Linked DNA regions of Homo sapiens: region 2 is linked to region 1. The links are chromatin contacts, found by Hi-C or POLR2A ChIA-PET in ENCODE. All regions are on one chromosome and are shown on one strand. The core of a region is the stretch at or near the end of the contact, and the rest is flanking DNA. Distances in the headings are between cores, read along the strand shown. Region 1 holds the start of PDE4C (phosphodiesterase 4C). Region 2 overlaps LSM4 (LSM4 homolog, U6 small nuclear RNA and mRNA degradation associated).

Region 1 (6,428 bases), core at 895-3,394:
CCTGGGACTACAGAGGGGATGAAATGAGTTAACGCATCCAGTGCGGGAGGACCCAGGCTGGGAAGAACACTACCTGTCCGGGTTCAAATGACCCCAGTCTTGCACCTTATGGCTGTGTGTCCTTAGGCAAATGACTGTGCCTTTCTGTGCCTCAGTAGCCCCATCCTCGAAATGGGAATAGTAGTCCACACTTTGTAGGTTTCGTCTGAAAATCCAATGACTTTTCCCTTCACTGCTGTTGGCTGAGTGCTGCATGTTTTTGAAGCACTCAGTTTACATAATTTTGTTTAGTCTTAGCCTCCTATTTTATGTCTGTGATTTTGGGGGAGGGGCTGAATCTCTGTGCCTCGGTTTCTCCTTGGGGACATGTAACTATTGTCACTTCTCTCACAGTGGCGGGGAGGTGGTGTCAAGACTGCTGAGACCTTGGCTCCAGTGTCCCCACAAGGCCAATCCTAGCAGCATGTGTCCCCTAGGGATGGCTATAATTAGGTCTGGCCCCAGCAGACAACGATGGTATTTTTGTCTTGGGGACAGCGAGGTCTGGTTCCCGCCAGGTGTCTGGTTGCAAGACTGCGGGGGTTAGGGGGGCTTCCTGGCCAGATACCTGAGGCTCTCTGTTTTTCTGGGCTGTGTGACTCCTCCTCTGAGCCTCTGTTTTCTCATCTGTAGAATGGGGAGACTCTCATGTATCTGGCCTTAGCATGGTTGCCTCAGGATCTCCTGTGGGATCCCTGATCAATGGGCTTCTCCAGGACTGCCAGAAACATGGGTACCATGTCTGGGGACACCAAGACTGAGGCAGCCGCCCCGGGGGGAAGGCCCAGGCTGAGAGACAGAGGTCATTCCACAGCAAGGGGCACGGTCAGGCCTCAGTTGCTGGGAGGTCCCCTGGGCCTCTGCCTGTGACATGGCTGTTTCTAGGTCCCTCCTCCTTGTGTGACACATGCTAAGCCTTGGTTTCCTTTTCTGTAAAGTGGAACAAGGCCAGCCTGACTCCAGCATTCTGAGGGTAGAGCACCTGGTACAGACTCTGGGAATCCTCCCAGACACCAGAGGCCCCCCCCAGTCCTGGGACAGTGAGGTCCCTCTGATGGCAGGGGTGGGCGGCTGAGGTTTCGCAGGACAGAAGACTTGGCAGAGGTGATGTGCGGATGTTTGTCTAGGAGGAGACAGCAGGAGAGGTGAAGGCATCCAGAGACAGGGCCTGGGGAATGTCAGAGCAGGTGGGGGATCACGTGGGGAGTTGCGTGGAGGGGTGCTGGGAGAGGGGGCCCTGAGTTTGGGTCTCGCTTTCTGCAACAAAGACCCATGCCCGTGACCGCGTCCATGGAAGCCTCAGTTTCCCCACTTGGCAAAGGATTAAGGGTTTGTAGTTTCTGGTGCGCTGTTTGATGGCACTAGGCCTCAGTTTCTCCATCTGGAAAATGGGCAGAGGAGGATTAGAAACATTGCGTGGGATCGGACATTGGCAAACTCTATACCTCGGTGATGCCCTCAATAATGGAAGGCAAGACAGCTGTTTCTCTGGGCACCTTGCTTTCTGACTCCCTCATTCTACACTTTTTAGCAGTTATTGGCCCAGCAAGCTGCACTAACCAGGGACGTGCCGAGGAAGGCTGAGTAAGATCCAGGCTCTGAGATCTTAGGGGCAGCCCTCTAAAGAAGTACAGTTGGGCCTGGCGCAATGGCTCACACCTATAATCCCAGCACTTTGCGAGGCTGAGGCAGGAGGATCACTTGAGTCTGGGAGTTCGAGATCAGCCTGGGCAACATAAAGAGACACCCCCATCTCTCCAGAAAATACATTAGCCCGGGCGTGGTGGTGTGCATCTGTAGTCCCAGCTACTTGGGAGGCTGAGGTAGGAGGATCCCTTGAGCCCAGGAAGTTGAGGCTGCAATGAGCTAGGACTGTGCCACTGCACTCCAGCCTGGGCAACACAGCGAGATCGTCTCAAAAAAAAAAAAAAAAAAAAGGAGCAGAGAGTTGCGTCTGACTCTGTGCCTCAGTTTCCCCGTTTGTCCCGGGGGTCGTCAGGGAGCCGCCGGCCTCGAGGCGGGGCCGATGCGCCCTTTGCCCCCTCCCCGCTGGGCCCCGCCCCCGCAGCTGTCCAGAAAAGGTCCCGCGCAGCCGGCGCTCGGTCCAGCCTCCACGCAGTCCTGGCGATGCAGGGCCCCCCCGCGCCCGCCCCGGTCCCCGGGCCCGGCTCCCCTCGGGGATCCCCGCGCGGCTCCCCCGGGCTCTTCAGGAAGCTTTTGGTGAATCAGAGCATCCGCCTGCAGCGGCGCTTCACGGTGGCCCATCCGCTGTGGTGAGGCTGGACAGAGGGCCTGGCGGGGTCACCGGGACGCCCGGTGTGGAGGTGGGAAGGGCAGGGACAGGGACAAGGCCAGGGACAGCTGGGGCCGGGGCCGGAGTCCGGGCTTGGACGCTCTGCCTCTCCCTCGCTTTCTCTGTATCTCTCTCCCTCTACCCTACCTTACCCTACTTTTGTCTCGCAGTTGGTGACTCTGTCTCTCTCTGTCTCCGTCTGTCTCCACCCGCCGCCTGGATATAGGCCCAGGGGACCAGCCGTCTGTCTCCTTCCAGCTGTGAGGCCCAGAGTGGGACGGGCTGAGGCTCACGTCTCCTCCTGACCCTCGCCGGCCTGGGGCAGGCAGGCTGTGCGTCCTGGCAGTGGGAGGAGGGGGAAGGGGCACTCCTTCCCTTGGTGCCCCCTCCCACCAGCATCCTGTCCCAGTGCCAGCAAAGAGATGCCCTGGGGGCCTCACAATGAACTCTGGGTGTCCACGGAGGAAGACCTGAATTGAGGGGGTTTTCGAGGCAGGGCGTTCGGGAGTCCCAGGCTGAGCGCGCGCCTGCGCCCGGCAGCTGCTTGCGCTGCATCCTCTAAGCACTCGGTCCACCCCTCTGGGTTCGAATCCCTGCCTTTCCAGAAACGACTGTGACCTCGTGGGGAGGGATGGGGGCAAGGCTGGGGTTCGGAGTGGGGCTTGTGGGCGCCGACTGTGGCTGGCATCCTGCGCTTGGTCCGCGCCGAATTGGCACCCACTTGGTAAGTCTGGCACCCAAAGGCTGAGAGGGGAGGTCCCTCTCCAAGGTCATAGCTGGGGTTGGAGGGAGAAGGTATGACCGTGGTTCCTGGTGGTTCCATTTCAACCAGGGAGTGGGAGAGTGGGGGTTCCGTGTCCTGGAGAGCGACCTCGGGGCACCAAACACTAGCGAAGCACATTCCCTTTTGAAGGCGCTAGAGACAGCGCAGGGACGTCGAGGGCGCGTCGCGGGTACTCAGAAGTGAGGATGAACGAGGGCCGGCCCCGCGCAGGCCAGACCCGAACCCAAGTCCGAGCCTCCCTGGCTCAGTTTACCCCCCTGGCCAATGGGCAGCCGCGCCGTTCCCACAGCCGGGGGGCTCTACCCCCGCACCGCCCGCGTCATGGAACCACAGCCTGACCCCGCCGCTCCCGGCTAAGTTTAGAGCAGAAAGAAAAACAGCCTCCCCCGCCCCAAGAAAACCCGGGCCCAGTCCTTAACCCTCCGCGCCCGGGATCCGGATTTGCACGCCCTGTGGCCGCTCCTGGCCTCAGTTTCCCTATTTGTCCACAGACGCGCTTTTCTGGAACCCTTGGGGAGAGCCGAGAGAGGGGTAGGGGGTCGCGATCCGCATGCCTCCCCCTCGAGGGGCAGATCTGGGTTATCCGCCGCCTCCAGTCCGCCCCTAAGAGCGTCTCCCATTGCACCACAGCGCCCACGGCGCACCCCAGACGGGCCAGGGAAGGGTTAAGAAGCCCCGCCCCTTCGGCTGGCCGTGGGGTTCATCCCGGTGCTGCTAAACCCGCTGGAGTCGGACGGAACAGGCCGAGCGCGGCCGGTCTTAGTCGGAGATGCCCGAACTAGCCCTCATGTAGCCGGACGTGACCGAACATGCCCGACCCGGCCCGAGCGTCACCCGGACTTGTTCGAAGCAGACCGAGCGTAACCGGACTTAGGCGAACAAGCTCGAACTTATCCGAAGTCTCCCGAGCTCAATCGGACGTAGCCGAATTCTCCCGAACTCATCGAACAAACTCTTCGTGACCAAGTCCAATTCGACGTGATCAGACCCAACTCAGACCCGGTCATACTTGGACCGAATGCTGCCAAATCCCCCACCTCTACCCAGATCTGAGCCTACGCGGGGTGCCGACCCAGCTCGTGGACGGGGATACGGTGACCTTTGACCCAAAAGTCTTGGCCGGGACCAGCCGGACACTGGCCCTCGGCCGGGAGCTCCGAGTCTCAGGCGGTCCCGGTTGTCTTCCTGTCGGTGCCGCTTCCGCCTGCCCTTCTTGAAAACCCACCCCCAGGTCACCGCCTTCTCTAGCGCCCCAGTTCTTGCCCTACGCCCTTTCTCTGACCTCTGACCCCAAAGAGGAGGAGCCAGAGGGAAAGACAGGGTTTGAGGGTAGAACGGGACAGGTAGTGTGGAGAGGGAGGAGGGTGGGCCGGGCAGAAAGCACGGCCTGTGCAAAGACCCGGAGGTGGAAGATAACAGGCGGAACGTTCAGGCTGAAGATGAAGTGGAGGAGTGGGGGAGCCTAGGGCAGGACCCGGCTAGCTGGGGGCGTGGTCGGCGGCCGTGGGGCGGAGCCTTATGGGCTGAGGGTGGAGCCTGGAACGCTGGGGGCGTGGCAGGTAGCCAAGGGTGTGAGCAAGTTGGCTAGGAGTGGGGTCTCTCTAGACTAAGGCGCACGCAGGAGCTAGGCAGAACCCCGGCCTCCTCCAGGTAGAAGAGCCCAAGAAGCTGTTTCCAGTCCACGTGTCCACCATGTGAGCTAGATCTCAGTTTGTCCCTTTGCAATATGGTCATCCAGTCGCAGTCTTTGGATGTTCGGTTGTAACCCCCTCAAAGAGCTCTCGGGGATGGGCTACATCACGCACATGTTAGAAACAGGAGAGGCCGGGTGCGGTGGCTCATGCCTGTAATCCCAGTACTTTGGTAGGCCGAGGCGGGCAGATCACGAGGTCAGGAGTTCAAGAGCAGCCTGGCCAACACGGTGAAACCCTGTCTCTAGTAAAAATACAAAACTTTGGCCGGGCACGGTGGCTCACGCCTGTAATCCCAGCACTTTGGGAGGCCAAGGCGGGCGGATCACCTGAGGTCGGGAGTTCAAGACCAGCCTGACCAACATGGAGAAACCCCGTCTCTACTAAAAATACAAAATTAGCTGGGCGTGGTGGCACACGCCTGTAATCCCAGCTCCTTGGGAGGCTGAGGCAGGAGAATTGCTTGAACCTGGGAGGCGGAGGTTGCGGTGAGCTGAGATTGTGCCATTGCACTCCAGCTTGGGCAACAAGAGTGAAACTCTGTCTCAAAAAAAAAAAAAAAAAATTAGCCGGGCGTGGTGGTGCGCACCTGTAATCCCAGCTACTTGGGAGGCTGAGGCGAGAAAATTGCTTGAACCCGGGAGGTGGAGGTTGCAGTGAGCCGAGATCGTTCCCCCACTGCACTCCAGCATGGATAACTGCACTCCAGTGCAGGCAACAGAGCAATATTTCGTCTCAAAAAAACCCCAAAAAACAGAAAAAAAAGAAATGGGGAGGCCGGGTGCGGTGGCTCACTCCTGTAATCCCAGCACTTTGGGAGGCGGAGCTGGGAGGATTGTTTGAGGCCAGGAGTTCAAGACCAGCCTGGGCAAAATAGTGAGACCTGGTCTCTACAAAAAATTTTAAAATTAGCCGAGTGTTGGGGCATGCTCCTGTAGTCTCAGCTACTCAGGAGGCTGAGGCTGGAGGATGGCTTGAGCTTAGGAGATTGAGGCTGCAGTGAGGTAGGATCACACCACTGCACTGCAGCCTGGGTGACAAAGTGGGGCCCTGTCAAAAAAAAAAAAAAAAAAAGAAAAGAAAGGGCGAGAGAGAGAGAGAGAGAGAGAGAGAGAGAAAGAACGAGAAAGAAAAAAAAAAAAGAAAGAGAGAAAAAAAATAAAAGAAATAGGGTGATTGAGGTCCAGAGAAAGTCAGTACCTGTCCATGGCCACATAGCCACTTTGAGGAAGATCTGGAACTGAGGTCCTGGAGTCCAGTGTAGACTCAAAGACCAAAGTGTGAGGGGTGCAGGGTTCCTGAGGGTGTAGCTGGGGGCAGGTGAACAAGCTGGAAACCACACTTGCCTGACTGCCAAGCAGCCCCAGGGAGGACGCACCAGACAAGGTGGCCACGACCCGGCACCCAGTTGTCATGACCCTCGTCTCTGACCATGCCGTCTCTCCTTTCAGCTTTGACCTGGAAAATGGGCTCTCGTGTGGGAGGAGGGCCCTGGACCCTCAGTCCAGCCCTGGCCTGGGCCGGATTATGCAGGCTCCAGTCCCGCACAGCCAGCGGCGCGAGTCCTTCCTGTACCGCTCAGATAGCGACTATGAACTCTCGCCCAAGGCCATGTCTCGGA
Region 2 (5,937 bases), core at 964-3,463, 78 kb before region 1:
GTCTCCTGCCCTCTGTCCATCGCTGGACTCTCAGGAAATCCCCGTTCCCGTAAGGGAAGCTTCCTTTTGAGAGTTCTCACCAGGTGTCAGCGGCACAGTGAGGCACTGATGTCCTTTTACAAAAGGCAAGACCAGCATCTGGACAGTGGGGGCTCTTGAGAGTCCCCGGCGCCCCCCACACCAGGTTGTCCTATAACCCTCTCCCCTCTGTGGAGACGTTAATGCCAAGGGGTGTGTGGGGAGGGAAGTCCCAGGCAGGGGCCACGCATGGTCCCCATCACCCCCTCCTGGGTGGCCTGGACTCCATCATCTATCCTCATCTGTCCACACTGGCGTTCACACAGAGAAGACAGGACAGGAATCCCCTCGGAAGATGCTCATGGAAGATTCTCACGAGGCTCCTGCCCCCTTTCTGAGCCAGGCCGGGTTTGCCACTCCTCGGGCGCGCACCTGAGACACTGAGTCAGCGCTTTCGAGAAAGGCTCCGGGTAGCATCTGTGGACCGTGAAGAAACCAGAGGGAAGCCCTGAGCCAGGCAGCGGCCCGTCCCCCTGCATAGCCTTCTCTTCAGGGTCCTCGTTCGGAGACCTATTTTGAGAGGTGATTGGAATAAAAGGTCCCGTCCGTGAGGAACTCTTTTTCTTGAGTCTTCAGAGTTACTTGCCATCGTATAGATTTTGCATTTACAATGTCCTCGCCTGGGATGTTCTCCTTGTGTGTGGGGTGGGGGACAGGGATGGATATCTGCAGTCGCCTGAATCCTCTCCGCCACAGCGGCACTTGATTGATGGTTAGAGATGGGGCATGTGGGGTCCAGGATGTGGCCTGCCCTGAACCTCACAAACCCGCCCCCTCAACACAGGCAGGGGCAGCAGTTGGGGGCCCGGGCCTGGAAGCCTTGGGATGCACCGGCCCACGGCACCCACCTGCCTGTTGGACAAGAGCATTTTTTTTTTTTTTTTGAGACGGAGTCTCGCTCTGTTGCCCAGGCTGGAGTGCAGTGGCACAATCTTGGCTCACTGCAACCTCTGCCTCGTGTGTTCAAGCGATTCTCTTGCCTTAGCCTCCTGAGTAGCTGGGATTACAGGTGTGCACCAACACAGACGGCTAATTTTTGTATTTTTAGTACAGACACAGTTCCACCATGTTGGCGAGGCTGGTCTTGAACTCCTGATCTCAAGTGATCCTCCCGCCTTGGCCTCCCAAAGTGCTGGGATTACAGGCATGAGCCACTGCGCCTGGTCGACAGGAGCATCTCTTGGCACACCCCATGCCCCTACAGTGTGGGCCGTGCAGGGGGCTGGGCTCACAGGGCGAGGTGGGTGGGGCAATGTTTAGAGGAGGAGGGAAGGAAGGGTGGGGAGCAGGGAGGCCCCATTTGCAGCTCCTGCCCCATGTCCTAGACTCACCGGCCCTTAGAGGCCTCTGGGGCTCTCCAAGGGGCCTGGGCTCCTTCCTCCCAGGGGTTGTGTGTGTCACGAGGCGTGGATCAAATCCAGGAGCTCTGGGGTCAGGCATCCTGGGAAGTTGGGATGGGAAAGCCCTCGAAGGCCCCTTCCCCTTCCTGATCTCCGTTTGGTTTTTTCTCCCTGACCAGGCTCTGAACTCAGAATGTGTTCCAACACCCCCTAGGTGCCTTCTCACCATTCAGGGTCCCAGGTGCTGGGGCTAATCCCCGGGCTCTTTTGCCTGCGTAATTGTGGCTTCTTGCCGGCGCAGCCAGACGCAGAGCCGGCTCTGACCTTTCCAGCCCGGCAGCTGCGGGCTCCTGGCCCGTGACTTGAGCCGCAGAGTCCCCTCGTCTGCCTCTGCCAACTTGGCCTTGTGGGCTAGAGTGGCCCCTGCTTAGGGGCAGCCAACTTCCAGAAGCTTCCGGCCCCCCTCCCTCGAGCTGGGTGTCGGACCAGCTCTGTGTTTCATTCTTCCTGGTTGGTTTCACAAAGCCTCATCCTCAGCCCCCTCAACAAGAAAAGAAACCAAAAGCACCAGTCTAGTTCCTAAATCCAAGGCTTCCAGGTCTTTCTGTCCCTCCGATGGTCTGTGCCCTCCTCACCCAACTGGGGCTGCCTTTATCGTAGATGGTCCCCACCCGCCCCCAGACCTTCTCGCCTGGAGTTTGCTTTCTGTTAGGGAGGCCCACGCCTGGCGCTGTGCTGTGACTCAGCCGGGGGCTGAGCTCTGCAGGGCCAGCCCACAGTCCCCCGCCAGAGTGCGACAGGCCCGGGTCGGCTGCTGACGCCACCTCATCCTGGAGCCAAACACCCGCTTCAGGGACAAAAGTGCAGAGGCTGGCCTTGGGCAGTGGCCCCCGAGAGGCAGCTGTGGGAAGCCATCCCTCTCTCCTCCTCCTCCTCCTCCTTCTCCTTCTCCTCCCCCATCCCCCTCCTCTCACTCCCCATCTTCCTCCCCATTCCCCTCCTCCTCCATCCTCCTCCACTCATCCCCCACTCCCATCCCCCATCCCCCTCCTCTCTCTCCTCCTCCTCTCCTCCTCTGGGCTTCACCTGCTGTTCCCAGCACTACTCTGACAGCCACCCCCAGATGGCCTGTGTCCCTGTCACCTCCCTCCCCACCTTCTTCTTTTGGAGCCCAGGGCCTGGCACGAGCCTGGCACTAGGGCCACTTGCCTTGTCCCAGGTGCTGGTGACACAGCCCCGGCAATCCTTCCCTTCCACAGGAGTGAGCCAGCCACAAGCATATGCATATCAAATGCATAAATGCTGTAAAAAGAAGAAACCAGGCCAGGCGCAGTGGCTCATGCCTGTAACCCCAGCACTTTGGGAGGCCGAAGTGGGCGGATCACCTGAGATAAGGAGTTCAAAACCTGGCCATCATGGTGAAACCCCATCTCTATTAAAAATACAAAAATTAGCCGGACGTGATGGCACAAACCTGTAATCCCAGCTACTCAGAAGGCTGAGGCAGGAGAATCGCTTGAACCTGGGAGGCGGAGGTTGCAGTGAGCTGAGATCGCGCCACTGCACTCCAGCCTGGGCGACAGATCGAGACTCTCAAAAAAAAGAAAAAGAAACCAGAAACAGGGCGGGCTCGTGAGGAGGTGAATGAAGAGGTGGTCAGGGAAGGTGAGAGAAGGACACTGAAGATTCAGGAAGGGCCTGAGAGACGAGGGAGCCAGCCACCTTGGGAAAGAACATTCTGGACCAGCAGGGGTCAGGAGGACAGTCCCGTGCAAAGGCCCTGTGCCCAGGGGACACAGGAGCAAACAGAAGGGCAGGAAATGGGGAGGATGTGGGCCCTGAGTGACATGAGAAGCAGCCACAGAGGGTTCTGGAACAGTCAGAAGCAGGGGTGGAAGCAGGAAGGGGGCAGTGCTGGGGCCTCAGGGCAGGGAGGAGGAGGCTGCCAGGGCCTAGGCTGACCAGCTGGCCTTGCCCAGGAAGTGCAGGACCCCGAGGTGGCACCTCCTTTCCACAGAGCAAGAGGAGGCCGGCTGGGTGCTGTGGCTCACAGCGGCAACTGTAATTCCAACACTTTGGGAGGTCGAGGCAGGCGGATCACCTGAGGCCAGGAGTTTGAGACCAGCCTGGCCAACGAGGTGAAACCTTATTTCTACTAAGAATACAAAAATTAGCCAGGTGTGGTGGCACGTGGTGCCTGTAATCCCAGCTACTCAGGAGGCTGAGGCAGGAGAATTGCTTAAACCCAGGAGGCAGAGGTTGCAGTGAGCCAAGATAGCGCCACTGCACTCCAGCCTGGGCGACAGAACGAGAGTCTGTCTCAAAAAAATGATACTACTAATAATAAATTAAAAATTTTTTAAAAATTTAAGAGGAGGTCCAGTCAAACCAAGTCTCGAGTGGACAAGAAGCTGCTGGCCACACAGAGAGAGCCGGAACAGGTGGAGGAACTGCAAGCACGGAGCCTCTGAACTTCTGTGGGGAAGGGGCAGAGGGGGTCAGGGCTCAGGCCAGAAGCCCCTACAGGGCCGGGCGCGGTGGCTCATGCCTGTAATCCCAGCACTTTGGGAAGGCAAGGCGGGTGGGCGCCTGTGGTCCCAGCTACTTGGGAGGCTGAGGCAGGAGAATGCCGCGAACCAGGGAGGCGGAGCTTGCAGTGATCGGAGATCACGCCACTGCACTCCAGCCTGGGCGACAGAGCAAGACTCCGTCTCAAAAGAAAAAATAAAATAAAATAAAATAAAAAAGAAGCCCCTACAGGAGCTGGGGTGGGCACTTGCAGGGATCTGTTCCTGACGCTTGGCATCAGCCACTTCTTTTTTTTTTTTTTTTTTTTGAGACAAAGTCTCACTCTGTCGCCCTGGCCGGAGGGCAGTGGCGCGATCTCCACTTACTGAAACCTCTGTCTCTCAGGTTCAAGCAATTCTCCTGCCTCAGCCTCCCGAATAGCTGGGATTACAGGCGTCCGCCACCACGCCCAGCTAATTTTTGCATTTTTTAGTAGAGACAGGATTTCGCCATGTTGGCTAGGCTGGTCTCGAACTCCTGACCTCGGGCAATCCGCCCGCCTCGGCCTCCCAAAGTGCTGGGATTACAGGCGTAAGCCATCTCGCCCGGCCAAGCATCAGCCTCTTCTCAAGGAGACTTCGAGTGAGGGCGAGGATTCCCCGAGCTCCCACTCAGCCTTGCCGCTCAGCCCCGTGGGTTTCCAAAGCCACTTCCAACCCAGCACCTCCGAGGGTCCTCACAGATGGAGAAATGAAGGCTCAGGACAGGCACACAATCCAAGCAACAGCCGATAATTGTTTTTTATTTTTTTTACAGATAGGGGTCTCACCATGTTGTCCAGGCTGGTCTCAAACTCCTAGGCTCAAACGATCCTCCCACCTTAGCCTCCCAAAGTGCTGGGATTACAGGCCTGAGCCAGTATGCTCAGCCAACCATTGTTTATCTATCATGAATGTGTGCCAGGCAGCTCCGGAACTCACCCATAGGGTGGCATCGTCATTCACTGCTCAGGCACAGAGAGGGTGAGGAACCTGCCCCAGGTCACACAGCAATGGTGACCTCCTCTTTCCACTGCCTCCTTAAACCTGAAGGATCCATTGACCTTCTCCCAGCTCAGGCACAGTCAGGACCCCAAAATTGGTTGGGAATAGGGTGTGGGGGGTAAGCAAGATCGGCTGCTGCTTTAAAACTCACTCCCCTGATTGTAACATCAGCTGAGGGACAGGATTTGAGGCACATAGTTAGGTGCCTGGAGGGCTTAACCCTACCGTGCCTCAGTTTCCTCCCTGGTCGGGGGGATAACAGCAGCTCTACCTCATGGGGGTTATTGGGCAGATTGCATGAAGGGAGGATGCCAGTAATCATTTTAGGACTGGCCTGGTATACAGCAAGTGCTCAATAAATGCTTGAAATAATCTAAGATGGCATCTCGCCTAGCACCTGTGGGGTGTCCAGAACCTCACGGGGGACCCTCCATCTTTACAACTATGGGGTTGGCGTGAGCAGCTCATTGTCCCAGGGCACCCAGGCAGTGGCCCCTCTGGATTGGCCAGTGCCATGGGGAATAGAAAGGCCGCTGTCCTCTGTGCCCTGGAGGCTGGCTTAGGAAGCCTGGCCCCAGGCCAGTGACCGTTCACCTTGCAGGCCTGCGATCCTGCCCTTCGAGCCGCCTCCCAGCCTGGGCCTGGCCTCTGCGGCCACTGGGCAGTGAGTGACTCACCCCTGCCCCGCCTCCACTGGAACCAGGCACCGAAATAGTCACCCAGCTCGCTCTCGGGAGTGGCCGTGGAAATATTTCAGGGCTGCATTCAGCACCTAAAAATACTCCTCACGTCCTCAAGTGTCTTCCCCACCCTCATCTCCCCTCCTCTGCACCACCAGGGCCAGACCCTCCTTGCCCCACCCCTCCAGCATCAAGTAACTCAGACATCCTGGCCCCAGAGCCTTCTCAAAGGTCAGCTTCTTCTGAAACCCCCTGAAATCTCAGACCAGGTTGGGGAGGCCGGGGCTC

Evidence for each region. Hi-C counts contacts between places; a loop is a spot of excess contacts on that map. ChIA-PET counts read pairs that join two places held with the same protein, here RNA polymerase II (POLR2A). Pooled maps may share reads with other maps.
Region 2: a loop to region 1 is called in a pooled map, with 4 times the contacts of the local background. The contact joins the enhancer-like site here to the promoter of PDE4C in region 1. A Hi-C loop is called at or near these places in 5 of 50 pooled maps. POLR2A ChIA-PET finds 5 or more read pairs at or near these places in 8 of 52 experiments (A549, Caco-2, H1 and 3 more).

Annotation. Positions count from the first base shown.
Region 1 is chr19:18,222,154-18,228,581 of GRCh38, reverse strand. PDE4C (phosphodiesterase 4C) reads left to right here and starts at 2,144. Exons shown (of 15, transcript NM_001098818.4): 1 at 2,144-2,312; 2 at 6,259-6,428. The coding sequence starts at 2,167. RefSeq lists silencers at 2,201-2,260, 4,647-4,716 and an enhancer at 3,797-4,036.
Region 2 is chr19:18,300,932-18,306,868 of GRCh38, reverse strand. LSM4 (LSM4 homolog, U6 small nuclear RNA and mRNA degradation associated) reads left to right here. Exons shown (of 5, transcript NM_012321.5): 5 at 1-633. Among named protein-coding and RNA genes, the nearest start is that of LSM4, 19 kb to the left of the region's middle. RefSeq lists enhancers at 1,395-1,900, 1,791-2,170 and a cis regulatory region at 5,400-5,819. Within about 2 kb of position 2,213, at least 37 of the 41 ENCODE cell types and tissues checked have a DNase peak (open chromatin) inside an H3K27ac peak, as active enhancers do; they include OCI-LY7, where a contact is called at or near this core.